Linked DNA regions of Homo sapiens: all the other regions are linked to region 5. Evidence: chromatin loops called from intact Hi-C (ENCODE). Cell type or tissue: PC-9. All regions are shown on one strand. Region 1 overlaps PKD1L1 (polycystin 1 like 1, transient receptor potential channel interacting). Region 2 has its middle 4.4 kb from the start of UPP1. Region 3 has its middle 200 kb from the start of SNORD151. Region 4 has its middle 20 kb from the start of TNS3. Region 5 overlaps TNS3 (tensin 3). Region 6 overlaps TNS3 (tensin 3).

Evidence for each region. Peaks named below come from ENCODE experiments on the same cell type or tissue, not always from the same donor. Only the 100,000 strongest peaks of a DNase experiment are listed, where the experiment ranks them.
Region 1: it touches region 5 in a loop (7-fold over the local background); 3 of 110 quality-filtered maps call a loop at or near these places.
Region 2: a loop joins it to region 5, with 3 times the contacts of the local background. A loop is called at or near these places in 2 of 110 quality-filtered maps.
Region 3: it touches region 5 in a loop (12-fold over the local background); 3 of 110 quality-filtered maps call a loop at or near these places.
Region 4: a loop joins it to region 5, with 8 times the contacts of the local background. A loop is called at or near these places in 4 of 110 quality-filtered maps.
Region 6: it touches region 5 in a loop (4-fold over the local background); 7 of 110 quality-filtered maps call a loop at or near these places.

The regions. Positions count from the first base shown.
Region 1 is chr7:47,783,900-47,788,899 of GRCh38, reverse strand. All of the region lies in intron 56 of PKD1L1 (polycystin 1 like 1, transient receptor potential channel interacting), which reads left to right. Among named protein-coding and RNA genes, the nearest start is that of PKD1L1-AS1, 8.9 kb to the left of the region's middle. RefSeq lists a silencer at 1,895-2,189. In PC-9, CTCF peaks have their summits at 2,389 and 2,590; DNase peaks (open chromatin) are centred at 2,099, 3,259 and 4,749; H3K4me3 peaks cover 2,805 bases; H3K27ac peaks cover 5,000 bases.
Region 2 is chr7:48,082,326-48,087,325 of GRCh38, reverse strand. No RefSeq gene overlaps it. Among named protein-coding and RNA genes, the nearest start is that of UPP1, 4.4 kb to the left of the region's middle. In PC-9, no CTCF peak of the experiment used is centred here; DNase peaks (open chromatin) are centred at 425, 2,255, 3,955 and 4,755; H3K4me3 peaks cover 256 bases; H3K27ac peaks cover 5,000 bases.
Region 3 is chr7:47,264,437-47,269,436 of GRCh38, reverse strand. No RefSeq gene overlaps it. Among named protein-coding and RNA genes, the nearest start is that of SNORD151, 200 kb to the left of the region's middle. In PC-9, CTCF peaks have their summits at 2,810 and 3,025 (motif pointing left); a DNase peak (open chromatin) is centred at 2,916.
Region 4 is chr7:47,599,516-47,604,515 of GRCh38, reverse strand. No RefSeq gene overlaps it. Among named protein-coding and RNA genes, the nearest start is that of TNS3, 20 kb to the right of the region's middle. RefSeq lists an enhancer at 3,366-3,455. In PC-9, no CTCF peak of the experiment used is centred here; DNase peaks (open chromatin) are centred at 2,035, 2,925 and 3,535; H3K4me3 peaks cover 2,876 bases; H3K27ac peaks cover 5,000 bases.
Region 5 is chr7:47,472,400-47,477,399 of GRCh38, reverse strand. All of the region lies in intron 4 of TNS3 (tensin 3), which reads left to right. Among named protein-coding and RNA genes, the nearest start is that of SNORD151, 10 kb to the right of the region's middle. RefSeq lists a silencer at 1,756-1,815 and an enhancer at 1,690-2,233. In PC-9, CTCF peaks have their summits at 1,710 and 1,909 (motif pointing left); DNase peaks (open chromatin) are centred at 1,369, 2,099 and 3,398; H3K4me3 peaks cover 1,269 bases; H3K27ac peaks cover 3,691 bases.
Region 6 is chr7:47,531,960-47,536,959 of GRCh38, reverse strand. All of the region lies in intron 1 of TNS3 (tensin 3), which reads left to right. Among named protein-coding and RNA genes, the nearest start is that of TNS3, 48 kb to the left of the region's middle. RefSeq lists an enhancer at 1-185. In PC-9, a CTCF peak has its summit at 2,115; DNase peaks (open chromatin) are centred at 1,469 and 2,419; H3K27ac peaks cover 2,734 bases.

The DNA.
Region 1 (5,000 bases), 310 kb before region 5:
ATAGGCCAAGCACGGTGGCTTACACCTGAAATCCCAGCACTTCGGGAGGCCAAGGTGGGCGGATCATGAGGTCAGGAGATCGAGACCATCCTGGCTCACACGGTGAAAACCCATCTCTACTAAAAATACAAAACAAATTAGCCGGGTGTGGTGGCGGGCACCTGTATTCCCAGCTACTTGGAAGGCTGAGGCAGGAGAATGGCTTGAACCTGGGAGGCGGAGATTGCTGTGAGCCGAGATTGCACCACTGCACTCCAGCCTAGGCAACAGAAAGAAACTCCATCTCAAAAAAAAAATTAAAATTAAAATTAAAAAAAAAAAATATATATATATATATAACTGGGCTGGGTGTGGTGGCTCACACCTGTAATCCCAGCACTTTGGGAGGCCAAGGCAGGTGGATCACTTGAGGCCAGGAGTTTGAGACCAGCCTGGCCAACAAAAATTAACCCGGCATGGTGCACACCTGTAATCCCCACTACTCAGGAGGCTGAGGCACGAGAATCTCTTGAACCTGGAAGGTGGAGGTTGCAGTGAGCAGAGATCGCACCACTGCATTTCCAGCCTGGGCAATAGAATAAATAAAATAAAAATATATGAATAAAATAAAAATAAATGAAATAATAAATAAAAAAAGAATATATTAATAACCTTCACCAAACAGGGAGGAAGCTATCATTTTATTTTTTCCATGGCTGCATTTGATAAAATTCAACATTCATTCCTAAGTATTAAAACATATTCTTAATAAAAATGAAATCGATATTTTTAAAAAAAATAGGAATATAGCTCAAGTTAAATGTCAGTATTATATTTAATAATACAACATCAGAGCCTTTACTACTAAGGTTAAGGACAAAAAGATTGTCAGTTCAAAAGTCCTACAACAGGCCGGACACAGTGGCTCCCGCCTACAATACAAGCACTTTAGGAGTCCGAGGCTAGAGGATCACTTGAGCCCAGGAGTTCGCGACCAGTCTGGGCAACATGATGAGATCTTGTCTGTACAAAAAATACAAAATTAGCCAGGTGTGGTGGCACACACCTCTAGTCCCAGCTACTTGGAAGGCTGAGGTGGGAGGATCACTTGAGCTCAGGAGGTCAAGGCTGCAGTGAGCCATGATTATGCCACTGCACTCCAGCCTGGGAAACAGAGTGAAAACCTGTCTCAAAAAGCAAATGAAAACAAAGTCCCACCACAGCATTTTAAAGGCGTATGGCTCATCTCTTTCCTTTAAACCCGCTTAATTTGTTTATATATTTTATAGCTCATATAACTAGCAAGAACTTTAAATTTATAATATGGTTGAGCAGTCCTTTATATACACAACACACACTATTGTGAGTCCTTATACAGTTACAACACATAGTAATCTATACTAATTTCCTATGGCTGAGAAAAGAATTTCCCTCAAATGATGGTGGAGGCTTGTAGGTGCTGTCTTTGCCCTTATGACTTACTTTTCTTGTGTATGAGTGGGACGTTTTCAGCAACAATGCAATCATAACTTTGGTTTCATTCCACAGGAAAACACAACGCTTTCTGGACTATCACTTTATGAGGTATTTATCAAAAGTATGTTTGGCAAAAAGTTAATGCTGCCAAGGGTGGGTCTCTCTCACCTGGCTCCCAGGTGGGTTTCTGCCTGCAGAACTCAAGTTTCTGCAACATGAGTTTAGCTGGCCTCCCTGGGAAAGAACCAGGAATGTCATTGGTCTTGGAATAGGCCAAGCAAGCTGGACTTTACAGAACAGACCCTTTTTTGTGTGAGGGGATCTGAGGAAACAATTCGTTTGAATTTCCTAACTTCAAGGCATTTATTTGTTTCTTCATCTTAACCATTAATAATTAAGATTTGTATCTTTATAAACTAGAAGGATTGGATGCCTGGAGCTATCAATAACCACCTACAAATCATATTGTTCTTTGTATTTTTAAAGTGACTCATGGCAACAAAATGCGGTGAGTTGCCAGCCCCCACCTTCTCCCCCTTGCCAGCTCGGCCCCCTTAACGGTTCTTGGCACTCTGTGGCCTCTCAGCTATGTAGCCTTGGACCCCGAAGAGACCTCCCAGCCGGGGGCTGCTGCTGATTGGGCAGAAGGACCTCCGAGCTCTTGCCCTGCTCCTTGCTCGGGCCTCTTCTCTACTGCGATGACTCACCACTTTGCAGGAGCTGGCTAGGCCACTAGTCAGTGGATGCAATTTAGAGATGTCAGAAGGGTTTTTCCTCCACATATTTTCCTCTTGATTTGCTTTTGTGAATACCATTGCGTAAGGCAGGAACATCCAGAGGGGAGCGCCTGACCTCAGGGCACAGAGTCTCTCCTAGAGGATTTTTGCCTTTATTTTTTTCAGTGTAATTCCTTAGCACCTACCTGCCAGGAGGAAGGTGAGATGGTTTTTATAACTGTGGAAAATCTGCATTCCCTTTCACATTTGGGGTCCCCAACACAATCTGTGAAGACTGGCGTGCCACAGTCCACAGCCACTCTTTTCAGCAAGGTTTGTGCTCTGAACTCTGCTGGTCAGTGTTACTTAGGAGCAGGAAGCCATCAAGAGGGTGAATTTTCTCTCAGCTTCTTCCTTTAACTTGCCAGTTTGTAAAATAATGAGAAGATTTAGAATACTTAGCTTTTCCCAATGCGTTTACGTAGCCCCCGTCACAGGTGACTGTCAAAGAAATTTACTGAGTTCCCTCAAATCTAGAAGTTTTTGTAGTTATAGTTAGGTTCTGTAAACTTACTGAATCTTCATTGACTTTGGTATTTTCTAACAGATGATGCAATGTATCTGAACACTAAGTTTGAATCCTTGAGGAAGAAACAGGCTAGAAGGGGCTTTTTAAAATGAAATATTGGCCAGGCATGGTGCCTCACACCTGTAATTCCAGAACTTTGGGAGGCCGAGGCAGGTGGATCACTTGAGGTAAGGAGTTCGAGACCAGCTTGGTCAACGTAGTGAAACCCCGTGCCTCCTAAAAATACAAAAATTAGCCGGCTGTGGTGATGGGCGCCTATAATCCCAGCTACTCAGGAGGCTGAGGCAGGAGAATTGCTTGAACCCGGGAGGCAGAGGTTGCAGTGAGCCGAGATTGCACCACTGCACTCCAGCCTGGGCGACAGAGTGAGACTCTGTCTCAAAAAAAAAAAAAAAGAAAGAAATATCAACTCGGCCTGAACATGCAGAAAGTATGATGCCCTAGAGATGCCCCAACTCCTGCTGATAAACATGGAGGTCAGGCAGGTCTGAGGGTTGAGCAACTGTGGAGTGATTCAGTTTTAACTACTGGCTGGGTGACTGTAGGAAAGCGACTTAACTTCTTGGTGTCTTTACATCCTACTCTGTAAAAGGAGGACAGTAGTAGAGCCTCTCCCATGAGACCACTGAGAGAGGTAAAGGAGTTAAAGGAGTTCGTGTCTGCATGCTGTAAGTGCTGTCTATAGCTTTAATAGAGACTATTAACACTTTCACGTTTCATGCATTCCTCAAGTATTTTTGTGCCAGGCACAATTCTAGAGGCTGGGGATCCAAAGATGAACAACATTGACTTGAAAGTGAACTATGTCCACTCAGAAAACATTATATTCCTGGAACTTGGAAAGTACAAATCTCAAAATTATGGACAAAAACCTGAGCAACTTTTGTATCCACTTGGACCTATGTTATGATGTGTTTCTTCATGTGAAGCCGAGAGGGGTCGGTAAGGATGCAAACATCAAGTTCAAATGAGGTATGCTCAGGAAGAATGCACCCCATAGTTCCCAGACTTCATTCAGCATGTTAAGGACCAGTATATTCCTAGACTTAACTAAAAATGATCATTCTCACCTGCTCTCACATCCTGGTTCTGCCCTTGCTAGCTGAGTTCTCATGACTTTCTCTCCACCACTGTGGCTTCCACAGAGACCAGCACTCAGTAAATATTTAGTGAACTGGTTATTGAGCAAAAAGAAGTGGTGGGTGATGTATATGGATAGAAAAGGGCAACTAATAAAGCAAGCATGGGAAAATGCTAATAGGTGGCTCTGGAAAGGGTAGCTGAGTACTTCTGAATTACTCTTGTAACTTTCTTATTAAGTTTAAAATTATTTCCAAGTGAAACGCTTTTAAAAAGAAGCTATTGTGGGTTGGGCGCAGTGGCTCATGTCTGTAATCCCAGCACTTTGGGAGGCTGAGATGGGCGGATCACCTGAGGTAAGGAGTTCGAGACCAGCCTGGCCAACATGGTGAAACCCCGTTTCTACTAAAAATACAAAAAATTAGCGGGCATAATGGTGGGCGCCTGTAATCCCAGCTACTTGGGAGGCTGAGGCAGGAGAATTGCTTGAGCCTGGGAGATGGAGGTTGCAGTGAGCCGAGATAGCACCATTGCACTCTAGCTTGGGCAACAAGAGTGAAACTCCGTCTCAAAAAAAAAAGAAGCTATTGTATTACTCAAGTAAAGAGATGACAAAATGATAGGGTCATAGTTGTGAGATATGATTTGTTTTAATGGTTCTTATTTTTTCTAAGCTTTTCTATGTTTCTAAGTATGTCTTGGAATTTTTCCCATGATGGACATCACAAGAAAAGCTAATTAAATTTAAAAGAACTAGATATGGCTTACAAATACTTAATATATTGGAAGTGGGAATAACTTAAAACCTAAAGAGAAATGTTGAAGCAGACAGCCTTCTGAAATGAATTCTCTCTGCTTTCATGGATTATACTAAGTCTTCCCGGGATGACTTCACAAGCAGGAATGTTTTTGTGGCTGCTGATTCATTCCTTCCTGGCAGACATAGCTCCAATGAAGTTGAAATATTATTGTTAATCCCTTTTATTTAGATGTGTGCTAGAATGGCACTCGAGGCACTAAGGATATAAACCAGGGCTTCTGTATGACTGTGAACACATAATTTATTTACTTGGGCCAAATTGTCTCCTAGCAGGGTTCAAGAAAGTTGAATTCTCAAGGACTAAAATACACTGTCGGCTGGCTTCTTTTTGAGGTTTCTA
Region 2 (5,000 bases), 610 kb before region 5:
TTGTGCAAGAAAGAATTCGGGGCCAGGGTGAGTCCACAGAGTAAAGTGAAAGAAGCAAGCTTATTGAGAAAGTAAAGGAATAAAAGAATGGCAATTCCATGGGCAGGGCAGCCTCTAGGGCTGCTGGTTGGCTATTTTTATGGTTATTTCTTGATCATATACTAAATAAGGGTGGATTATTCATGAGTTTTCTAGGAATTCTTCCTTTTAGAACATATAGGGTAACTTCTAAATGTTGCCATGGTATTTATAAACTGTCATGGTGCTGGTAGGAGTGTCGTTTAGCATGAGAATGCATTGTAATTAGCGAATAATGAGCAATGAGGAAGACCAGAGGTAGTTTTCCTCACCTTGCTGGTTTTTGGCAGGTTTTGGCCAGTTTTGGCTGGCTTCTTTACTGCATCCTGTTTCATCAGCAAGGTCTTTGTAACCTGTATCTTGTGATACCACCTGCCAACCTTCTATTTCATCCTGTGACTAAGGATGCCTAACCTCCTGGGAATGCACTCCAGCAGATCTCAGCCTCATTTTACCCAGCTCCTATTCAAGATGAAGAGTCTCTGAGTCGACTCCTGCTGACATATTTCCTGACTCTACAACCCTTAGGATTAAGGGTTCCCTTGTAAAAGGGAAGGGGGAATAACCAAATAACTCACCCCTTTCTTGGAAAACTCAGGAATAATCCACCCCTTGCTTAGCACATATTCAAGAGTAATCATAAAAAATACCCACCAGCAGCCCTTGGGGATGCTCTGCCTATGGAGTAGCCACTCTTTTATTCCCTTCCTTTCTTAATAAACTTCCTTTTACTGTTCTCTGTGGACTCACCCCAAATTCTTTCTTGTAGGAGATCCAAGAACTTTCTCTAGGGCTCAGGATCAGGACGCCTTTCCAGTAAGTTTGGTGACCTGAAACGTTAGCATGGGTGACTTTATTTTTATTTTTAGTCTTGTCTTTTGGGGCCTAGTGCAAGAGCTTAGTCTAAAACAATGGCCTCCTATAATTTGTGTTTAACATTTGTCAGGTTAAAACCTTGTCAGTGTGACAAACTGGAAACAAAATTGTGTCGGGCCACTACTAAACCACACCCAAAATACCTGTGTCATCAATGTTTGCAAGCAGAGAGCAAATGCAGCCCACCAATGGCCACCTAGAGCAGCAGCTGCTAGAGGCAGGAAAGTCTGGAAGAGACCCAGGGCTTGCAGGCTCAGCCAGGATCCCCCTGCTCCTCAACAAGGTCTTTGGGCTCTTTCAGAGATGCAGTTGGCCCTGAGCTCTGAGAGGTGGGGAGGGAAGGGGCTGAGAGGCTGAAGGCCAGGCCACACCAGATAGTGACACACCACTGCCCTTCAGGTTTCCCAAATCTAAGTAACTTCAAACTCTTTGAAATTCTCCCAAAGCTAATGTGTCTACCTAAAAGAAAGATGAGACAAAATTAACATAGAGAGTTTATTTGTGCCCAGGTTGAGGACTGTAGCCCAGGACACACTTCTAAGTTGCCATGGGGAGTGCTCCAAGAACAAAAAGGAGGCTCAAGTTTTTAAAGAAAAAAGAACAACTCAGGAGATGGGGCGATTGCAGAGTTGTCAGGAATCCTCATTGGTTTACAGAAATAACATTGGTTAGTGATTGCCCACACAGTGTTGAACTATAGGGTGGATGGCATCTTATGGCTAATTGGCCTCAGTTATTCTACAGCCACATAGCAAGTGGCTTCAAGAGGTAACCACTTAGCTGAAGGGGAAGTGAGCCATGACTGCTGTTCTGTTCTAAATGTTCTCTGGGCCTGATAATTTAAAGGCTCACCTTCCTCAGGAAAAGAAATGTGTTTGTTGTTTGTTTGTTTGTTTTCTTTCTCAGATAATATTTTAGAGATAGTAGCTGAGGCTTCTTCTCTGTTTGTCCTCACTTCCCAATTCCTCATGCAATTGCTCTTTTCTTTCCAATCCAGCAGCCATACAGATTTCTAGAACACCCCTCAGAGAGGGCAGAAATTGAGCCGCAGTGTTTTCTAAACAGCTGCCTGGTCCATTCGTGGGTCATGAAACCCATGTGGTGGGTCACAGCTAGCATTTTCATTGTCAGTGAGACAGAATGGAGTGAAAAAGCCTCTGCCTGCTTTCCACACCAGAGCACGTACTTTTATCACACGAACTATGACTCAGACACCACAAACCCAGACCAGGCCTCCAGGTCAGAAGTTGACTCCCCTGAGGCCTGTGGTGAGACTACAGCATGACTCAGACCCCTGAGATTTCAAATTCTTGCCAAAATACAAAAAGTGAGATTCTTCCCGCCAACTCTCACTCATCATATAGAGCTACTCAGTCCCCTGACCCACCCCCAGCTCAGATAGGCTCACAGTGGCAGGCCCACTCCCCTGGCAGCTGAGTCCAGTCTGATGAGCCATCACTTTCCCAGGTTGCTGGTCCTAGTAGTCAACAAAGAGAGTCAAACTCTGTAAAATATTTGAAGAGATTTATCCTAAGCCAAATGTGAATGACCATGGCCCGTGACACAGCAAACGGCCCTCAGGAGGTTCTGAGGACACGTGCCCAAGGCGGTCAGGGTGCAGCTTGGTTTTATATGTTTTAGGAATGCATGAGACAGCAATCAAATACATTTAAGAAATACATTGGTTTGGTCCAGAAAGGCAGGACAACTCAAAGCGGGGTAGGGGGCAGGGTTCAAGGCTATAGGTAAATTTAGACATTTTCTGGTTTACAATTGGTTGAGTTTGTCTAAAGACCTGGATTGATAGAAAGGAAATGTCCAGGTTAAGATAAAAGATTGTGGAGACCCAGGGTATTTGAAGTCTTATAGTGGCTGCCCTTAGAGACAATAGATGACAAATGTTTCCTATTCAGATCTTTAATAAAAGGTGCTAGACACTTAGTTAATCTCTTTTTTTTTTTTTTTTTTTTGAGATGGAGTCTCACACTCTCACCCAGGCTGGAGTGCAGTGGCGCGATCTCGGCTCACTGAAAGCTCCGCCTCCCAGGTTCATGCCATTCTCCTGCCTCAGCCTCCCGAGTAGCTGGGACTACAGGCGCCCGCCACCACACCCAGCTAATTTTTGTATTTTCAGTAGGGACAGGGTTTCACCATGTTAGCCAGGATGGTCTCGATCTCCTGACCTTGTGATCCACCTGCCTCGGCCTCCCAAAGTGCTGGGATTGCAGGCGTGAGCCACCGTGCCCGGCCAGTTAATCTCTTTAAAATTGGGAGAGCCTGGAAGAAAAAGCTCTAGCTATGTTAATAGAGATTTTTTACAGATGCAAATTTCCCCCACAAAGGACAGCTTTGCAGGGCCATTTCAAGATATGGCAAAGAAACATGTTTTGGGATAAAATATTTTTATTTTCTTCCCTGTCTCGTAATGTTATGCCAGAGTCAGGTTGGAAAGTAAGTCACGATATATAGGGTTAAATAAAACCCATCTCATGAGAATTCATTGTTTATAGGGCATGACTCCCCAGACCCCTTAGATAAGAATTGGCAAGATAAAAAAAAACGTCAGAGCTTAGTCCTCACAGTCAATGGCTAGCCTCCAAGGAAGTGGAGGATTCCCACAGGATTCCAGCTGCCCAGAGGCTTCACAGGCATATCCATGTTTACAGAAAAGATACAGGCCATGAGATATTTATACAAAACACTTAGGAGTCACAGCCAGCTACCCAACGGATGCCAATGGCTGACTGGTTCTTGCCCTCTCAGTCTTCACCTTTAGGAGAGGTGGTGCTGGCAGGATGTGGTATTTCTCATTCAGGGCCTCTGGAACCATCTAATCTAGGAAACACCCTTGTCTCATGCCTTGCTGCCACACAGCTCCATTTGCTCTCCAGTTTTCCAAGAAGCCTTCTACCTGACTGGTTTTGCTCTAAACCACTATCTCAGACTGAAATTCTTCACAAATTCCACCCAGGAATAATAAGGGTTCATTTCTGAACTGGACTCAGCATGCCATATGACCCATGGAGATATTTTCCTCATGAGATTTGACACAGGGGTCATTGGCCATGCCGCACCCTAGCTGATGACTGGGCAAGTTACCAAAAACCATCTGAGCCAGCCTCCTCGTCTACGCAGGGGAATAATATGGTTCTGCAGGATGGTTGAGGTCAGGGAAAAATGTATTCAAATTAGCAAATTCTTGCCAAAATACAAAAAGCGAGATTCTTCCCACCAACTCTCACTCATCATATAGAACTACTCAGTGCCCCATGTATACAAATGTAACAAGCCTGCATGTTGTGCACATGTACCCTAAAACTTAAAGTATCATAGTAATAAAATTTAAAAAAAAAGAAGGCTTTTCTGGTTCATTGTTCTGTTTGTTATTCTGCTGCTTATGTTTAGAAAACACGCAGAGAGCTAGGATGAGGCATTCTTGGAGCCACCTCGTTAGAAAAATGAAGTCTGCTGCCTTGCTTTCACAATGGCTGGTAAGAGTATAGTTTTAATCTATCATTGTTTCCTTATGCTTGCTATCTCACATGCCAGGTAAAGCTATTTGCTCCCTCGTCTCACTCTATCCCATTTGTACCCCTAGGTAGGAGAATGTGGTCTGGAAAATGAGGTGTCACTGGTGATCAGACATCATCACTTTTCTAGTGACTGTCAGCTTAGTTTTGTCCTACAGTTGTCTTGATTTCCAGCTAGGTAATGAGTGTGACATATCTTTAAGGTTTGGGTGTGCCAATGTACTGGAGACAGAAAATTGACTCACTAATTAAACCATAGCCTGAAACTTGCATGTTCAATACAGGCCTGCAATTTCCTTTACCTAGGCTTGGTCTCAGGTATTCTTCATAGTAAAGGTGATATTGCTATTGTATCACTATGACTCATGGTGTTAGGACACCAAATTCCTCATTACATCTTTATTTTAAACTTCTAAACTAGTATAGCTCCTAGGATTAAAAGGATTGCAGATTTTTAATTTTTTTAAAAAAGAGGCAGTATTTAGGTGTACCTGGTAGGGGAGAGAACAAGCATAA
Region 3 (5,000 bases), 210 kb after region 5:
TTCCTATCTCTTCCCTTCAGAATGGGAAGGTCTATCCTATGCCTGTTCCATCATTGCATTTTGGAAGCACATAACTTGTTTGTTTCACAGTTCACAGGTGGACAGCAATGTGCCTCAGGATAAAATATACCTTGGAGTCTCACCCTTATCTGATTTGGATAATATTTATAGATGAGACTCTGGACTTTAGACTTTGTAGTTGATGCTGGAACAAGTTAAGACTTTTGGAGAAATTGAAATGAAATGAATGTATTTTGCATGTGAGGAGGATATTAATTTGGGGGGGCCAGAGTTGGAATGCCATGGTTGGAATGTTTGTGTCTCTTTAAAGTTTATGTGTTGAAACCTAATACTCAATGCGATGGCATTGAAAGATAGGGCCTTTGGGAGGTAATTGGGTCATGAGGGCAGAGACTTTATGACTGGGATTAGTGGCCTTATAAAAGAGGCCCAAGGGAACTTGTTTGCCTCTTCCACTATGTGAAGACACAGCTAGAAGGAGCCATCTATGAGGAATGGGCCCTCACCAGACACTAAATCTGCTGACATCTTGATCTTGGCCTTCTCACCCGCCACAACTGTGAGAAAAAATGTTTGCATTTTATAATTCTATAATATTCTTGTTATAGCAGCCCAAACAGACTAAGACAAATGACTAGACAACAAGTCAGAAAGGATGCAGAAGAACTGAACAACACAAGCAACCAACAGAATCTAATTGGTATGTAGAATGCTCCACAGAATAGTAGAATTATGCATTTTTTAAGCACTCATGGAATACTCACCAAGATAGGTCATGTTCTCAGCCACGAAAAAAATCTCAACAAATTTTAAAAAATGGATATCATCCAGAGCATGTTCTCTGATCATAATGGAATAAAAGTTAAATTTAATAATAATAAGATTAACAATTTCTCATTACTTAGAAATTAAACAACACTCTTCTAAATAACCCATCAAAGAAGTCTCAAAAATAATTTTTTTAAAACATAGAACAGAATGAATTCTGTAGAAAATAAAACATATCACAATCCATGGGATGCAGCTAATGTAGTGCTGAGAGGGAAATTTATAGCACTAAATGCTTACACTAGAAATGAGGAAAGGTCTCAAATCAGTAACAGATGTGGCTTGGGTTGGGTTGGAGCAGTGAGTTTCAGCATCTCTCCCTGCCTTCTGCAGCCTGATTGACTCAGCCCATAGTACTAGAAGCACTGTGATCTTTTGGTGTTGCATGGTGCCTCAGGCAGACCTATTCTTAAGTACATGTAAGGCACCTCTTGAGGAGGCCCTGAGATACCTGGGGCCCACTTTAAAAGGACTGAGTTGAGACCTGGTGGTCTAGGTGTTATCAGTGGCTACACTCAACAACACGGATGAAACTTAGACATAACCACAGGCCAAAAAAGCCAGACCTGTCATAGAGTACTTATTATCAAATTTCATTTATATGGATATCACAATCAGACAAAACTAACCTGTGGCAGTAGAGGGCAGGATGGCAGTTCTTGGGGAGGAAAGAGACAGTGCTGTTTGGGAGGGAATATTAGAGGGGCTTTTGAGGCACTGATGCTGTTCTGTTTTTTTTTTTTTTTTTTTTTTTTCATTTGGGTGTATTCACTGTGAAAATTAATGGAGCTTTTTCCTTATTATTTGTGTACTTTCCTCTATGTCTAACTTCCAAGTTTATTATTATTTTATAAGTTAACGTGGCTTCATTTTTTTCCCCTAAAGGCTGATGAAGTTGCAGGCATTCAGTTTTCACTGGGAATGTCCTCCAGACGGATGTGTAAGAAGGCCAGGGTCAGGCTTCAGGAGCACCTAGGCAGGTTCACACTTGACACCTGTCACTCGTCACTCACCCGCCAGCCCACTGCCTGGTCAACGTAAGGCTGTCTCCTTGCGGAGACTGGCTCAGCACTGAAGTAATGGAGCTGTCTTTCTGTCTGTCTGGCTTGTGGTTTAGAGCAGGAAAGATGGAGGTGAGGAAAATGTCAATCAAACTGTCTCTTTTGCAAAGAACAGAGCAAGCCCTGCCACGTGCTTGGGTCAGAGTAGAATGAATATGGAGAAGTGCCTCCTCCTTGGGGAGATTCTGCATGGTTTCCCAGGCCGTATCGACTCTCCTGGATTCCTGTGCCACATTCAGCCGATTAGGACAGCACAGCAGACATTGGTTGAGTGCCTACTGCTTGCAGAACGCAATGTCTGCACTTCCCATGTTAGCTATGGTTTATGTATTCAAGCTTCCCTCTACTGAAGAAAGCCCAAGGAATGTCCAACCCAGGAACAAACCAGAGTGGTCATGGGTCAAAGCATCCTTCCTGCCATCTGGGCCAAGATATAGGACTCAAAGCTTAAGTCACGTGAACCACCCTGTGTGTCATGAGTTGATAAGTCTATAAACAGCCTCGCCCTGGCGCCATGAGGGGTGGCTTATGATTAACTTGTTAGAGCTGCAATGGCAGCTCCACACTGAAGGGCTCAAGAAGAGTGAGGTGACCTTAGCTGCCTGGAAATGAGCTGTTGAAGGCGGCTGAGGTTCTCCCTGACAGGAGGGGCCCTGCTGACGGGACGTTTCTTCTCCAGGGGTCACATAGCAGCTGGCCCATCCCCATTTTACAGATCATGAAGGTCAGGGTCAGAAAAGTTTAGTGATTTGGCTATGGTCGGGAGACAGGCAAAGAAAAATATGAAGAATTTTTTCTTCTATGGTCCCCTTTACCCCCTGCTTTTCTCTTTGCTTTAATTTCTTTGTATAGAGGCATCCAGCCAACTAGCACAGAATGTTGCGAAAACTTGGCCCACGGGATTCCAGAGCCTGTGTCCTCTGCTATGGCACGGAGAGGACTTCTGTGCACACACGTCCCCAGTGAGCCATTTCCCCTGAGTGGTTCCCTCTTTCTGCCCTTTGCCCTGCATTTTCACAGAAAGGTTTGAGCTCAATTTACAACCTCAGTGGGCCAGGGACTGTAGTGAATGAAGGGAGTGACTGAGAGCATTGTGGGGCAGTCCTGCCCCCTGGTGGGCAGCGTCACTTACTACAGAAGGCCGTATTTTAAAACTTTATTTGCAAAGATGAGGGCTGCATATGTTAGTGGCTAGGTTCAAAATGGAAAGCTAGTGAAATGGAAAATTTAGTGGTTAGAAATGTGGATGCTGGAGCCACGTTGCCTGGCTTCAAATCTTGGCTCTGCCTTGTATACACTCTAGTACAATGACAAGTTATTTAGCTTCTCCCATTTGTCAAATGGGAAAAGCAATCAGGCTTACATGCCAAGATTGTGGTGAGAATCAGATGAGTTAGTACACATTAAGTGATTCAGATGTTGCCTGGCAAGGAATCTTCACTAAATAATATCTAGATAGAGTTACCTTTAAAAATTATTGAATAGGATTTTCTGTAATCCCCATGAAGTCATTTGACAGGATTTGTGGATGTTCAGCATCTCAAACTGTGAAACATTGAGACCCATTTCCCATATGACTAGTTTATCCTCTGTAATAGTGATCACACAGGACAGGGGTTGGTAAGCTTTTCAAAGGGTCAAGGTGAACTCCTCGTACTGCTGGGGCCGAGGCTGCCCCCATCTTCACGTGACTGATGCATTGGTCTGGGGGTCTCCCGTCTCAGTGCACATAACAGCTCACATCATCACTATGGTAAGTTCCTTCAGGCAGGACAGTGCAGACCCTTCTCCCTTTCCTACTATGCAACTTCCTCACCCCCCTTTGTGCTCCCCACCCACATTTCAGCCATCTTTACCATCTGTCTATAACTATAAAGAAATACCAGGAGATAAAACAAAAGAAATTTCCTTTATGAGGTGATGAAAATCTTCTAAAATTGATTGCAGTGATGGTGGATATACTAAAAACCATTGAATCGTACACTTCAAATATGTGAATTGCACAGTATGTGCATTATGTCTCAATAAAGCTATTATAAAAGAATCTAAAAGGAGACTAAAGACAAACTCAAGAGGCCTCAGTGTATGGGCCATCATCCTTAGATCTCTGCACACAGATTGCTGGGGGAACAATGGCCTTACAGTGCCAAAGTGGCTATGGTCTTGAGACATGTCATTTTCGAGACCTAGACTTGGGAATCAACGTGAAAATAAACTTCATTGGCTAGGCGCGGTGGCTCACGATTGTAATCCCAGCACTTTGGGAGGCCGAGGCTGGGGTATCACCTGAGGTCTGGAGTTTGAGACCAGCCTGGCCAACGTGGTGAAACCCCATCTCTATTAAAAATACACACACACAAAAAAATCAGCCAGAGTGGTGGCAAGTGCCTGTAATCCCAGCTACTTGGGAGGCTGAGGCAGGAGAATCGCTTGAACCCAGGAGGTGGAGGTTGCAGTGAGCTGAGGTCGCACCATGGACTTAAGCCTGGGAAGCAGAGCAAGACTCTGTCTCAAAATAATAATAATAATAATAATAATAATAAAAGCAAAAAGAAAATAAACTTTATCCATCAAACACTCTTCTGGCTGGTGCCAATTTCAAGAACTATAAGCACCCTGTAGTGGATGAGCCTATATGATGGCACCACCTCAATCCCTTCATCTGTGACATGGTATCACTTGGCAGCCTTAGCAGCAAAGTATGCAAAAAAAGAACTGAGTGGTAGGGGTAGGAGAACTGAGAGATAGGAGGAGAATTTGGGGACAGACAAACCTCCCAGGCATAATGGGGGCCTCTGAGTGAAGTGGCTGGTTCTCCAAAAGATCTGGGTTTAGCTTCCCAACTTTACCTTAGATAAGAAATGTAACCCAGCAGATAGGAATGCAAAGGGGACTCGTAGATGGGCGTTGCTGCTCCAAGCCAGTCAGGGAGAAGACCAGAGTATTTTTGGTCATCATTCAGTCATCGTCTGGGAACTGGGGAGCAATAGACCTTGATCACAGAAGAGGGGACTGATGAGAACGTGGCAGAGACTTGGAGCTTGCCAAATGATTAGGTGGGGCTCAGGCCTGCACTGCAGCCTTGATAGA
Region 4 (5,000 bases), 130 kb before region 5:
GTCGAATATATAATTTAAGTCATTGGCAAGTAGCATGGGTTTTTCACATCATGAAAGTAATGTAACCCCACAGTGGGAAACTAGAAAATGAAGGAAAAGTCTAAGGTGCCTTAACAATTGCCAGTAATCCTACCCCCAAGGGACAATCCTGGTTGTCACCATTAACATGTTTACTTCTTGCAAGGTTCCTTTTTTTTTTTTTCGAGACAGAGTCTCCCTCTGCCTCCAGGCTGGAGTGCAATGGCACGATCTCCATGTGTCCAGAATTTATTCTTTCTGGTGGGTTCTTGGTCTCTATGACTTCAAGAATGAAGCTGCAGACCCTTGCAGTGAGTGTTACAGCTCTTAAAGATGTGTCCGAAGTTTGTTCCTTCAGATGTTCAGATGTGTCCGGAGTTTCTTCCTTCTGGTGGGTTCGTGGTCTCACTGACCTCAGAAGTGAAGCCACGGACCTTCGCAGTGAGTGTTACAACTCTTAACGGTGGCGTGTCCAGAGTTGTTTGTTCCTCTTGGTGGGTTCGTGGTCTCACTGACTTCAGGAATGAAGCCACAGACCCTCATGGTGAGTGTTACAGCTCATAAAGGTAGTGTGGACCCAAAGAATGAACAGCAGCAAGATTTATTGTGAAGAGCAAAAGAACAAAGCTTCTACAGCCTGGAAGGGGACCTGAGCAGGTTGCTGCTGCTGGCTCTGGTGGCCAGCTTTTATTCCCTTATTTGGCCCCACCCACGTCCTGCTGATTGGTCCATTTTACGGAGCACTGATGGGTCCATTTTACAGAGCACTGGTTAGTCCATTTTACAGAGCTGTGATTGGTGCGTGTACAATCCTTTAGCTAGACACAGAGCGCTGATTGGTGCATTTTTACAGAGTGCCGATTGGTGTGTTTACAATCCTTTAGCTAGACACTGAGGGCTGATTGGTGTGTTTACAATACTTTAGCTGGACAGAAAAGTTGTCCAAGTCCCCACTCAACCCAGGAAATCCAGCTGGCTTCACCTCTCACTGGCTCACTGCAACCTCTGCCTCCTGGGTTCAAGTGATTCTCCTGCCTCAGCCTCCCGCAGGTGCACACCACCACGCCTGGCTAATTTTTGTATTTTTAGTAGAGATGGGGTTTCACCATGTTGGCCAGGATGGTCTCAATCTCCTGACCTTGTGATCTGCCTGCCTCGGCCTCCCAAAATGCTGGGATTACAGGTGTGAGCCACCATGCCCACTGCCCAAGGTTCCTTCTAAGCATGTTTTTATCTATGTAAGCATGTCTTTTCTGCATAACTTTAGATTGTTTGAGCAAAATCTTCTAAGAAAATTTTTTGAAGCCATCATTTTATTTTATTTATTTTTTCCTGAGACAGATTATCGCTCTGTCGCCCAAGCTGGAGTGCAGTGGCACGATCTCTGCTCACTGCAACCTCCCCCTCCAGGGTTCAAGAGATTCTCCTGTCTCAGCCTCCTGAGTAGCTGGGACTACAGGTGTGCACTACCATGCCCGGCTAATCTTTGTATTTTTTTTTTTTTTTTTTTTTAGTAGAGAAGGGGTTTCACCATGTTGGCCAGGCTAGTCTCGAATTCCTAACCTCAGGTGATCCGCCCACCTTGGCCTCCCAAATTGTTGTGATTACAGGCGTGAGCCACTGCTCCCGGCCTGAAGCCATCATTTTCACCTTGCCAATCCCATGCAGGTTGAGTTCAAACCTGCCCTCTTAGAGTTCCTGTTTTGCTGCCTGGGAAATGGGAACAATTATAATTCCTGTCTCAATAGGCTATGTCTTTGACTGTTTGTGCTGCTATAACAAGAAACCAGAGACTGAATAATTTATAAAGAGCAGAAATGTATTTTATCAACAGTTCTAGAGGCTGAAAAGTCCAAGATTAAGGTCGCAGCAGGTTCAGTGCCTGGGGACAGCCTGGTCTGCTCTTCCAAAATGGTGTCTTATTGCTGCATACGACCAAGGGGAGGAACATGGTGTCCTTACAAGGTGGGAGGAACCAAAGGGGCCAACCAGGGAACTTACTCCCTCCACCAGGGCTTTTCCTAAGGGCATCTAATCCCATCAGGTTGTCAGAGCCTTCATGACTCAATCACCTCCTAATTAGGCCACACCTCTTAACACTGTTGCATTGGGGATTACGTTTCAACATGAGTTTTAGAGGGGACACAACTATTCAAAACCACAGCAGGCTATTCCTTTAAAACACAGAAACTGCTCCCTGACCATAGTGTCCTCAGGAAATGTTTTCTGATTGTTATATTTCTCATAATTATAAACAATGCTGCCCTGAACATCTTTGCACCTAAACCTTGGATTGTCTCTCTGATAACCTTCTTGGAATTGAATCCTGGCTGTAGTTTTACCAGTGTCCCATAGAGAATTTAAAGTAGAAGCTGACCTCCAGCCTGACTCCTCCCAGGCAGCTTCTTTTGCAGCTTACAGAGTCCATGCCCCACTCTGACACCTCTTCTGGCCAGGGTGTAAGAATGCAGGACCTCTGCACAGGAGCAGGTGGGGGGTGTCAACTTCTAACAAGGTGAACTTTGCTTTGTCAAATGTGTGCTGAGCAGGATCTGCCATCAGTTGGGCCTGAGTTTGTCGTCAGAGGGTCTCTCCATAGTGGGAAGCTTCACGGTGTTTTTCACCAGCTGCTTCTGAATCACACAGGTGGCTCTGAATCACACAGTGTGACATGACTGATTTCGGCAGAGGTCTCAAAATGCAGCTCAGATGTCACCATCTCCATGAGGACATCCCTAAACCCCTCTCAGTGTCAGTCATTTCCTCCTCCAGGCCACCCTGCACCTCTGTTTTACCTTCCATATCACAATATGCTTCTTTCCTTATGTGGCCGTCTCCTCCCCTGGTTGATGTCTTCCCCAATGCATTGGTGTGAATCACCTTCCCCCATGAATTGGTGTGAATCACCTTCCCCCCGTGCATTGTGTTAATGTACACACTGAACAGATTTCTTAGGCAAAGCTGTGAACCCCACCATCCCAGGGACAGGCAGCATCCACATTCTATTCAATGTGAATCACTCTTCCTGGGGTTGGGCAACATAGGGTAGCACTGATTTTAGTGCTCATTAAACCATTTGTTAAACTAATGTGAAATTGCAGAGAAACCTTCTGCCCTTCACCTTGAGGGTGGAAATTAAAGTCAAGACCCACTTAAGAGGAAAGGCCCTGGTGAATTACAACCACTTCCCCTTTTTAATTTCAGTCAACACTTTTACACTGGGACCAAGGGGGCACAAAAGTAATATCCCTTTGCTGAAGGTCTGCAGGAGTTATCATTGCATCCCTCTGAAGGGGACATTCGGAAGTGTGGTTTTGAGATGTCAAAATTTAATCATTGCTAAGAGTTAATGTGGCCTCAGCAGTAAATACACAGGCCCTGCTCCAAGCTGAACCCAGGGTGAATGGTCAGAAAACAAGTCAGGAGAAAAGACACTGGTGGAGGAGGAAGGAGCTTGCTCTGACCCGGAGAAAGAACTCAGTGCCCGTCTTGGCTCAGCACCCTGTCCTGCAGCCCCAGTTTTCTCAGCTGTGAATCACGCCAATAGAACCGTAGATTAGTGGTTTTCAGACTTTTTTAAAGAGACAGTATCTCATTATGTTGCTGTAATGCAGTTGAAACGGGAAAAGTTCCCTTGTCCTCTTCACAGGGCATGTGATGGGGATGTGGCTCACTTCTTTGGTGCCCCCCTGCTCACACCTCTAGGGGAGCATACAGACAGGCAGGTTGTGGGGCTCTGATGCCATGGCAGTGTCTAGGGGTGAATGTTTACAACTTCTGAAGCCCCAGTGGGCGTGTGTTACAGGGTGATCTTTTAGTTTGCCATCCATAGGCAGCTTGTGTTAGTCAGCTCAATTAGACCGTCTACCTTGTCTCAAGGACAGAGGGCTTTCTGTATCCCTGGGTTTCTTGCCTTGGTGTACTAGAAGAATCAGATCACACATGGGCTTGCAGAATGAGTGCAAGGTTTTATTGAGTGGAAGTAGCTCTCAGCAGACAGGGGAGCCAGAGGGAAATTGTTTTCCCCTGGAGTTGGGCAGCTCGGCAGCCCAGGCTCTCCTCAGACTGCCCCAGCCAAACTCCATGTCATTACACCAGTTGATGGCCTGCGGGCATGCCGGTGCCTGTCAATGTGCTCTTCTGCCTGCGTGCTCTCGACGATCAGCCGCTTGTGTCTTCTTCCACCTATGTGTTCCTCACAATGTCCAGTCGCTTGTGTGTCTCTGCCTTGTTAAGGTCTCAGTTTTTATAGGCCCAGGATGGGGCCAGGTGGTGGTGGGCCAGGGTGGTCTTGGAAATTGCAACATTTGGACGTGAAAGCAGAAGTGCCTGTCCTCACCTAGGTCCTTGGGGGTGAAGCCCTAGCCAGGAACCCGCCTTCTTCTACCCAGCTCTTCCCCTCTCTGCTTCTGTATCATTTAAAGGGACCACGCTCTTCCCTTCCCAGCACTCCCTTATCATATCCCCCCTTTAAAGAGGTACATCTAACTGCCACTAGAATATGGACGATGACCGGTCTTAGCTGTTTCCTGTTGACAGGGGCGTTGTTTTGGGGAAAACGGCAGTCAGACTCCTCCCAGAGGTCTATCTAAGGGTTCCTAGCAAAGGGGAGCCATCGTTTGAGGCTCCGGTTGCCTGACGGTTTGGAGTTTGAGGGTTTCTAGGCATGAGAGAAAAAAACAAGTTTTATAAGGTTAAGAATGCATGAGTTAAACATGTGTATTATAACAAGGAAAGAATTGAGTGCCAAAGATTACAGAGACAAGAAGTAAAATATACTAACAACAACATTGTACCCCAAGCTGTTTCATCCTGGTGAAAGAAATTAAACCTTGTATGGGAGCGGATAAACTTTAGAAGAGAGATAGCTGTTCTTGCCATATCCTTAGCAATTCACAGATGCACCCTGGGAATACCTGTATCTTGTCTCTCTTTCCTAGGCTTCCCTTTCTCTATTATAAAAGACTGAGGTAGCCACTTTC
Region 5 (5,000 bases):
GAGTTTACCTGGCACTTGTACCCACCCCCAGGCCCTCCTCTGCTCTGCAGCTAACCTGAGGGGCATGACCCCTTTGGAGAGGTTCTAGAATAGCTTCATCCCAGCATGTTTTATCGAGGTGAGCTGCCGGGTCTGTCAAAATTCCTGGAGTTGTGCTGGCTGAGGGCATGATTGTTTTGAAACCCCTGGGCCTAATTCCCTGGTAGGGCAGAAAGAAGGCAGTGATGAGCCTTGCCAGCCATACTTACCGACATCCCAGGACAGGACTGTAAGGGTGTCTGTCATCTTAATGACATACTGTGTGAGGGTTCTTTGTCTGCAGGCATAGGGTGCCTTTGTGGCTCCCCGGGGCATTTAAGACACAATGGAGAAGGAACCTTTTCCGTGATTGTGGCGCATTGAACCCGTGGCTATTTACCTGTGATGTTCGTTTTCATATTCCTGGTAGCAGAATCTTCTGTTTACTGCAGCAGCTTACAAAAGTGGGATGTGAGGTTAGATTAATTCATGGACTCAAAATCGGCACATAGTATTGTTGAGAAAGGAGCTGGGAGGCAAACCTCCCTTTGTGAATGTCAACTTGGCATATGTTACATGGACACAGGGTTGGAGCTTCCTGGGAGCCAGTGTGAAAAGGAAACCACAATGATTGGCATGTGCCTTTCTGGAAGGTGGGAAGAAACAAGAATCAGCAGAGAAAATGTGCGACGTGGGAAATTATGGAGGGTGTAGACTAAGGCATCAGGGGCATGCACCACGTCTCCATGAGTCGAGCAGAATGATGATTTTGGAGGGATGTCAGAGGCAAGCTATTGCAGCATAGCCTCATTGGGACCTCTGGCTTTTAGAACTATAAAGGGACAATTGGTGTCTTTCTGCTTACATTACCGTTCTATGGGCTGTGGTCTTCTGGGTCATAGAGAGAATGCTTCACCATTGTTCAGGTAACTACTGTCCCTAAGGCTGGGAGAGGTGGCCGGGCTCCTTACAGGGGAGTCACAGCCTGTGGTCCAGCTGCTCTGTAAGTCTACGTGTATGTGTACACGCAGTGCTCACATGCGCACACAGGCACAGAATGTAGTGGTAGGTGTGAGCATGGACTAGAGTTGGGTTGAGTCCCATCCGGGGTATGACACTGGTGAGCTGTGTGGCCCTGAATGGAGTTCTTTCACTTTTCTGGGCTCCACTTTCCTCTTCTGTAAAATGAGGACGCCACCAGCTCTTCTTGGGGTCACTGCCAGGATCGAATGAAATAACATGCTTAGATCCTCAGTGCTAGTGTGACACAGGGAAGACACGTGATGTGTGGGGAAGAGCCTGGTTGGTTGTCCTGTGAAGGTGAGTTGGCAGTGCGGTTCTTCTGGTGCCCACAGCCTTTGCTGTGTGCCATTCATTGTTGATCTGGTTCTCCTGATGGAGAGAACCAGTCTGATGAGTTCCAGAGCGTGTCCCCTGCTTCCTGAGGGTGAGGGCACCGATGACAGACACAGTAGATGATTCCTGTGATCCCGCATTTGCAGACTTGGAGGCACCACGGTCAGAACAAGGGCGCATGCGAGTCTGTCCTTGGTAGTTGCAGGTTTGCAGGATCTTTTCATGATGCTGCGGCCTAACAGTGGTCCGAATGGTGGCCCCACAGCTTTTGATTGAAGTTCAAGGGCAGAGTGTCCTTGTTTTTTTCCATCCTGTGTTTACCTTCATACACTCTGCAAGCGATTGATTCATACCAGCAAATCTTGATGCCCTCAGGTGCAGGGCAGCCTTCACTAGGACACCCCGAGGCCATGTATGGGACCCACTTCCCCGCCCGGCCTCCTGGGCAGCCCACAGCCAGCCTGAGTCCAGGGAGGGCCTGGCCCCCCCCCCGGGGAAGTGCCGCCTGTTTACAGAGGGGCCACTGTCCTTGAAGGAGGCCGGTGTCTCCGCCTTCTGGTGGCGGCCTCTGGTGTGGGAGGGTTCAGGGCAGTGCCTGATCCAGCTCCGGGCAGGTCCCGAGCCCGCACCAGCTGCCTGCACTCACGCTGTGATTGTTCTTGCTTGGCCTTGGCCACTGTGGTCTGTGGCCCTGGAAGAGGGGTTGGGTAAGAATAGTGGCTGAGTCATCAGGGCGGTGCTTCTCTTGGTTCACCTCACCCGAGGCCAGTGGGCTAGTTCCCTCCAAGGTGACTGCAGGGCTCACATTTCAGCCTGAGGCTGGAGCTCACACTCCACCTTTGCACAGCTCTGTGTGCAAGATGCGTGTGTCTGTGGTCTGTGGTGTGTGTGAGGTGTTTTGTGTGTGTATGTTGTGTTTGTGTGTTGTGTGATGCAGTGTGTGTGTTGTACGTGAGGTGTGTTTTTGTGTGTGAGTTGTCTGTTGTCTGTTGTGTGAGGTGTGTGTGTTGTGTGTTGCGTGTGAGGTGCTTTGAGTGCGTTGCAGTGTGTGTAGTGTTTTGTGTGTGTTGCATGTGTTGTATTGTGTGAGGTGTTACCTGTGTGTGTGAGGTGTTTTTTTTTGTGTGTGTTGCGGTGTGTGTGTTGTGTGTGAAGTGTTGTGTGTGAGGTGTTTTGTGTGTGAGGTGTGTCTGTCGTGTGTGTTGTGTGTGAGGTGTGTGTGTTGTGCTTTGTGTGTTGTGTGTGAGGTGTGTGTGTTGTGCTTTGTGTGTTGTGTGTTGTGCTGAGGTGTGTTGTGTGTGTACATGTCTGTGCTGTGTGTGTTGTGTGTATTATGTGTGAGGTGTTTTGTGTGTGTGAGGTGTTTTTTGTGTGTGTTGTGGTGTGTGTTGTGTGTGAAGTGTTGTGTGTGAGGTGTTTTGTGTGTGAGGTGTGTCTTGTGTGTGTTGTGAGGTGTGTGTGTTGTGCTGTGTGTGTTGTGCTGAAGTGTGTTGTGTGTGTACATGCCTGTGTTGTGTGTGTGTACATGTCTGTGTTGTGTGTATTGTGTGAGGTGTTGTGTGTGTGTTGCAGTGTGTGTTGTATGTGTAGTGTGTGTTGTTTGTGTTGTGTTTTGTGTATGTGTTGCTTATTTTGTGTATGTGTTGTGTTGTGTGTGAAGTGTTTTGTGTGTGTTGTGAGGTGTTTTGTGTGTGTTGTGTGGGTTATGTGAGGTGTGTGTGCTGTGTGTGTTTATGTGTGTGTGTTGTGTGTGAAGTGTTTTGTGTATGTGATGTGTATTGTTTGTGAGGTGTTTTGTGTGTGTTGTGTGTGAGGTGTTTTTTGTGTGCTGTTTTGTGTGTTGTGTGAGGTGTTGTGTGTGAGGTTTTTTTATGTGTGTTGTGTGTGTGTGTGTGTGTGTGTGTGTGTTGAGACTTGCTCAGTATGTTTTACTTGAACTCAGAAAGCCAGACAGAGGAAGTGACCAGAGCAACAAGACCAACCAACACAAGGACAGGACAGATGTGACTGTCAGGAAGTCTTGCAGGTCACGTGCTGCCATCCCTGCCTCTGCCCCAGTGACCGTGATGGAGTCTCATGAAGCTATTTGATTCTTTCAGAAAGAATGCTGACCAAATGGATGATGAGGAGCTTCAGATAAATGAAATCACTTTAATGGTCTCCATTTTATTTTACTGAAAAATTAAGCAAATTTCCAACAAAACACCCACACTTTCCACCTGTAAATTACTGGGTGTGGGGCTTAGTGAGCTGAGCATCCAGTGATCTGGGACAGTGGATCCAGGTGACCTATGTGGGTCTGTTCTGCCGGCCCCAGCCTGCAGTGGTTTCTGCATGCATGTTGTCACAGAAGGCTTCCCACAAGTCTCTGGGTATGCATTTCTTGTCCTCACGGCCCATAAGTCCAGGTATTTGACTGGACAGTGGTTATTTCCTGCTTATAGATTGTTTCCACCCCTCAGTAAACTTCAGAAACACAGACACGGGTCTATACACCACAGCAGAGTCTCGGCTGAAGATCACCTACACGTGTATGTGTGCGTGCTCATGGTTTCTGGATTCACCGCTGCCCCTTCCAGATTCTGTGTGTCTCATCAGGAGTCTTCATGCAAACATATTTGACCAGAGTCACAGTGAAATTGAGTTCTATTAGGTCAATGGATATACGCAAATGTTCTTGCTCCTTAATCTCTCTGATCTCCAGGAAGCAGAGAGAAGAGTTTCAAGGATCCTGTTAGATCAGCATCCAGGTGTTCCATTTGGTCAGAAGAGCCAAACTCAACATCTGTGGCTTTGGCAAAAGTCAGGTGAGACCCAAAAATAAAAGTACAAACCGATACTGCATTCCCCAGATCTTACCTTGACACTCAGTCATCACAGAGTGGTGTTTAGTTAGCCTGTGCATACAGCATTCGGGCATTGGCAGGGCACGGTGGAGGACGATGGGTGTGGATGCTGAGCAGTCGGGTGGGAGGAGGGCTGCGTGGGCGATCACACTCAGATTGGGAGGGCTGGATGCGCGTGAGGTCGCTCAGCAGAAGGTGAGGAAGGGGTGGGGCCAGCACTGTAAGTCCGTCTGTTTCTCACCCAGCGCCCCTCTGGAGGGTGCTTCGTTGTTGGGGATGACCCTCACCCCCATCTCCCAGCTGCTGCGTCCTGAACAACAACGGCTCAGGGTCCTGCCTCATCATTGCCCATGGCCTCAGCCCTGGGAGGGTGTGGATGTAGTGCAGGCTGGTTCTCTGTTGCTTTGGAGCAAGTGCAGACCAGCAGGAGTGTCCGGGATTTACTCTGTGGGAGGGAGTAGGACAGGCTGAAGATGTGCTGAGATGTGGGCTGGGACTTCCTGTTCCCATGGCTCACCTGCGCCTTCTGGTCTAGACGCCTCTAGTCCCTAGAGAGTGGCTTAAGCGAATCAACCATAAGGCCTGTGTGTAGGGAGCTGCCAGGGAGCAAGTTTAGGGCCACAGTCCTGGACTGCTCTCAGTTTTCTGTGCATTTCACCCCTTTGAAAGTTTCTCCCTATATCCCTGTGCACGTGCCTTTCTCTTGATGGGCACACACAGTGAGTACCAGTGAAGGAGGGCAAGCCAATGGGCTCCTTTCCCAGTGACACTGACACCTAG
Region 6 (5,000 bases), 60 kb before region 5:
CGTGGGCTGCGCCGGGTGTGCACTGGTGCCCGTGGACGCTGTGCTGGTGTGTACCCGCTTGTGCTCATGTGTATGCGTGTGCCCTTGTCAGTGCGCGTATGTCAGTGTGTGTGCACCCCGTCTGCACGTCCACGCGTGTGTGCTTGTGAGCGCGCGTCTGTGTGTGCAGGCATGTGTACGCTGGTCCGTGCCTGAGTCCTCGTGGGTGCGTGTGTACCCTTGTGTGTGCACGCGCAGGACAAGGAGCGAGAGGGCCAGTGGAGCTTTGCCTAGTGGGGGCGTCTTCTGGTAAGCGTGGAAGAGGGTTCAGGCTTAGCTCTTTCTAACTCAACTGCCTCTTGAAAAGGCTTCTTGGGTTCATTTCCCTGCAATGGAATTGGGATACTGGCCATTGCGCAGACCTGCTATCCCTCGCGTGTTTCTTGCAAAGGTAAAGGGCATTTTAGCTCTGCAATGAAGTGGGGGATGCGCTGGGATGTAGGAATCCTTACAGGTTCCCTGGGGACCGCATGGGTTCCAGCGGTGCTCTGTGGTCCACAGGACGGCCTTTCACGGTGTTTGAATTAAACAGAGCGGTGCTGGTTGGCTCCCCGCTAGGTTCAGCCTCCCTTTCCCTAAGTTATTGCTGAATTAAACAGAGCGGTGCTGGTTGGCTCCCCGCTAGGTTCAGCCTCCCTTTCCCTAAGTTATTGCATTTGTTTTTCTGAAGCTTTTGTAAGGTTCTGTGGGGTGAAAAACTGTCAAAATTTCAGCTGGTTAACTTGAGGTGTACTGCGTTCCCTTTTAAAGTTTAGTGGTCAAACGCTGCTGCCTGGAAGTGTGGGAACAATATGTGTTGGATGTGGAGGGTGTCCCTCTTGCCCCAGATACCGGCCCCCTGTGGGCTGGGAAATATCCCCGAGGCCCGGAAGTGTTCCTGGCTGTTTAACATCAGAGTAAAGTTGGGCTGGGAATGTGTTTTTGATCAGTGTCTGCCTCTCCAGAATGCCTCTGAAGGTTTCCCAGGTGCCTGAATGCCTACCTAAATCCTCTTACTATGGTGGAGCTGAATATTTCCTGAAAGGAAAACATAGCTGGGATTGTGCTGATGCAGCTTTGCACTTTTGCGTGTGTAACCATTTTGCCAGGGCGACCTTTAGCCGGGAGAACCTATCCGAGAGATCCCTGCGGTTTTGCATTTCGGCAGAGTGGAGCATTCATGTGGAGCACCTCCCTGTTCAATTTTGCAGAGATTTTTCTTTCTCAAAAGAGACCTCACAATCAAGACCAGCACTAATTACTGTGTCCCCCTCAGGGAGTCCTTGTGGAACCAGCAGCCTGCTCTCTACCCTTCCAACATTTTGTTCCTAACAATTAAGTGCAATTTAGATTCCTGAACTGAGCCTGCTAAATGCTTCAGCATTGCTGCCTCCTCTCCCCCTTTGGGAGAAATGAAAGCACAGTATCAGGTGAAAACAAGGGCAGTCTAATCCCGTCTGGTCTCATTTCACAATAGAGATGTTATGTACAGATGAAGCGTGAGCAGATGTTATTACACTATCCTAAATGAACTCCTCAGAGATCCAGCAATTCAAATGGCTGAGCCCTCGCAACAGTGCTTATGCTGTTTCCCTCTTTAAGTTTTCTAGCTGTGGACCAGTGGGCAAGAAAGCTGCAGGAAAACAGTGCCTCTTTCTCCCTGGTTGGAATAAAGGTATTTGTGAGGAATGAAAGGTCACAGTATCTTTCCTTGGCCCACAGACTGTGGCTAATTCATTTGGTCAACAAATATTAATTGAGGGTCCATGGTCCACTGTCTGCCAGGCGCTGGGCAGGGCCCTAAGAGGACAAAGGGGAAAGAGCCTGGTGTCCTGCATCTAGGAAATTGCAATATAGCACAGGAGAGAAGGCATATAAACAAATAACTGCAATACGAGTGAAAAGTACGTACCAGCTGCTGCATTGCAATAGAGAGATGTGTTTGTTAGGTGTTTGAATGCTACTCTTGTCTGAGCGTGAGACTGGGGCTTGAGGCATATGAGGCCTGAGTCTCATATGCCTCATCCATTGGCTGTGTGGTGCTGCATCTCGGTTTTGCATCTCACCATCACGGTTTGTAGACTAGTGGTGATTACGGTAATGACACAGAAGCACTTAGCTAGTGTTACCAACTGCATAATTAGCAGCATCATTATCCTTCTTTTGCAGAGCACTGAACACACAACCTGTGTTATCAGAAAGGATGCAATCTCTTTGAAAAAACCAGATACCGACATAGGAACAACTACATAATAACAGTACCTTAAATGTATATAGATACTTACAGTATAGTCGGTTATATACAGTGGTGGTTCTGTCTTGGCCGCAAATTAGAATCACGGGATGGAGCTGGGGTGGGGGGTTTGACAACATTCCAGTGTTCTGATTCAACCTCCAGGTAATCTGATTTAATTGGTCTGGGGTGGAGCCTGGGTCAGCTGTTTTAAAAACTGCCCCAGTGATTCCTATGAACTGACAGATGATACAGCGTTTGGTCATTTACAATAGCTGTTAAGAGACAGGAGGGGGAGGATATCTTTTCTATTTAAGAGAGGTTGTGACTTGTCCTGGGCCACAGAGCTTGTAGTGTAGGTATCAGAACTTATGTGAAGGCTTCTGCTTGGTTCAGGACTCTTTCCCCTACTTTATTTATTTTTTCTTTTTTTTGAGATGGAGTCTCACTCTGTCAACCCAGGCTGGAGTGCCGTGCCATGATCTCGGCCTACTGCAGCCTCTGACTCCTGGGTTCAAGGGATTCTCCTCCCTCAGCCTCCTGAGTAGCTGGGATTACGGGTGCCCGCCACCACGCCCAGCTAATTTTTATATTTTTAGTAGAGACGGGGTTTCACCATGTTGGCCAGGCTGGTCTTGAACTCCTGAGCTCAGGTGATCAACCCGCCTCGGCGTCCCAAAATGCTGGGATTACAGGCATGAGCCACCGCGCTTGGCCATGAAGTTCTTTATTAGGTGATTGTATTAGTCCATTTTCATGCTGCTGATGAAGACATACCCAAGACTGGGCAATTTATACAGGAAAAAGGATTTAATGGACTCACAGTTCCACGTGCTGGGGAGGCCTCACAATCATTTCGAAAGGTGAAAGGCACATCTCACATGGCAGCAGGCAAAGAGAGAGAGCTTGTGCAGAGGAACTCCCCCTTATAAAACCATCAGATCTCATGATAATTATTCATTATCATGAGAACAGCACAGGAAAGACCTGCCGCCATGATTCAGTTACCTCCCACTGGGTCCCTCTCACAACACATGGGAATTCAAGATGAGATTTGGGCGGGGACACAGTCAAGCCATATCAGTGATTAAATGTTTAGGACTGTTAGGTGTTCTTGATGAATCAATCCTTTTATTATTATGAGAGGACTTTCTATATCCTTGGTAATGTTCTTTGATCTGTAGCCTACTTTGTCTGATATAGCCACTCCAACTTCCCTTTGATTAACATCAGCAAGGTACCTCTTTTTTCTAGCCTTTGTCTTTTAAAAAAAAAAAAAGGCCAGGTGCGGTGGCTCACACCTGTAATCCCAGCGCTTTGGGAGGCCAAGGCGGATGGATCACGAGGTCAGGAGTTCGAGACCAGCCTGACCAACATGGTGAAACCCTGTCTCTACTAAAAATACAAAAATTAGCCAGGCATGGTGGCGGGTGCCTGTAATCCCAGCTACTTGGGAGGCTGAGGCAGAGAATTGCTTGAACTTGGGAGGCAGAAGTTGCAGTGAGCCAAGATTGCGCCACTGTACTCCAGTGTGGGCGACAGAGCGAGACTCTGTCTCAAAAAAAAAAAAAAAAAAAAAAAAAAATATATATATATATATATATAAAATCTGACAACTTTTGTTGACTTATAATTGAGATACTTAGACTATTTACATAAATATGATTATTAATATGGCAAGGTTTGAATCTGTCATACTGCTACTTGTTTTCTATTTCTCCTACCTATTGTTTGTTCTGCCTTTGTTTTACTTCCTTTTGCCATTTAGATTAATTGAATAATTTTTATTATTTCATTTTATCTCTCTTGTTTGCTTATTACCTATAATTCATGATTTTAGTGGTTGCTCTAGGGTTTATACTATACCTCTGTAACATCACAGGCTACCTTCAAGTGATATTATATCCACTTCATGAATACTATGAGAGCCTTATAATAGTCTTATGGGATCTTTGGGGTGTCCAATTTCTGGCTGGAAACCTCTGTGGCCAGTGGCACCTTTGCCTGAGTTCTTGTCCTGTGTCCAGGAAGAATGAGATAGGCAGACGGGGAAGGGTGAAGAAGATGAAGATAAGCTTTATTAAGTGTTAAACAGCTCAGAGGAGACCCACAGTGTCCTCTCTGTAGGCAGGTCATCCCGACCTCTGCTGCTCTCAGCAGAGAGGAGGCCCTGGAGAGGGTAGTTCCTCTCTGCAGCTGGAAGTCCCAACATCTCTGCAGGTCTCTGAAGCTCTCGGCAGAGAGGGTAGCTCCTCTGTGCAGCTGGTCTCTTGTGGTCTCTCCATTCTCTCTGTCCTCTCTCTTGCTCTGGCTGAACATGGAAAAGCCCTTGGAGGGGAGGAAGTGCCTGCTGATTGGTCCATGGGCGGCCATGGGCTGGCTGGAAGAGGCACCATGAGTCCCCACTCCAGTCTGTGGGACTGGCAGCCCGTCCCCAGCCTACAGGCCCTCCCTGGCCTGAAGGTGGGGCCTTACTGAGGACCCACCCCCTTCTGCCCAGGACTTTGCCTACCGCTGCCATTCAAGGCCCTGGTACTTGTCCCCAATCCCGCTCTGAGATGAGAGGTGGGGGGCCGGGAGAGGAGACAGGCCAGGCAGCCAGAATAGACACTCCTGAGCCAGCAGGGATGGTGGGCGGGGGGGGGCTTCCCATGCGCCCGAGGGTGCAGGCCGCAGAGATGCCTGGGTGCTGTGCCTGGGAGGGTGGCTGCAGCTGCCTGCACTCAGGGAGCTCCTGCTTTTCCCCAGC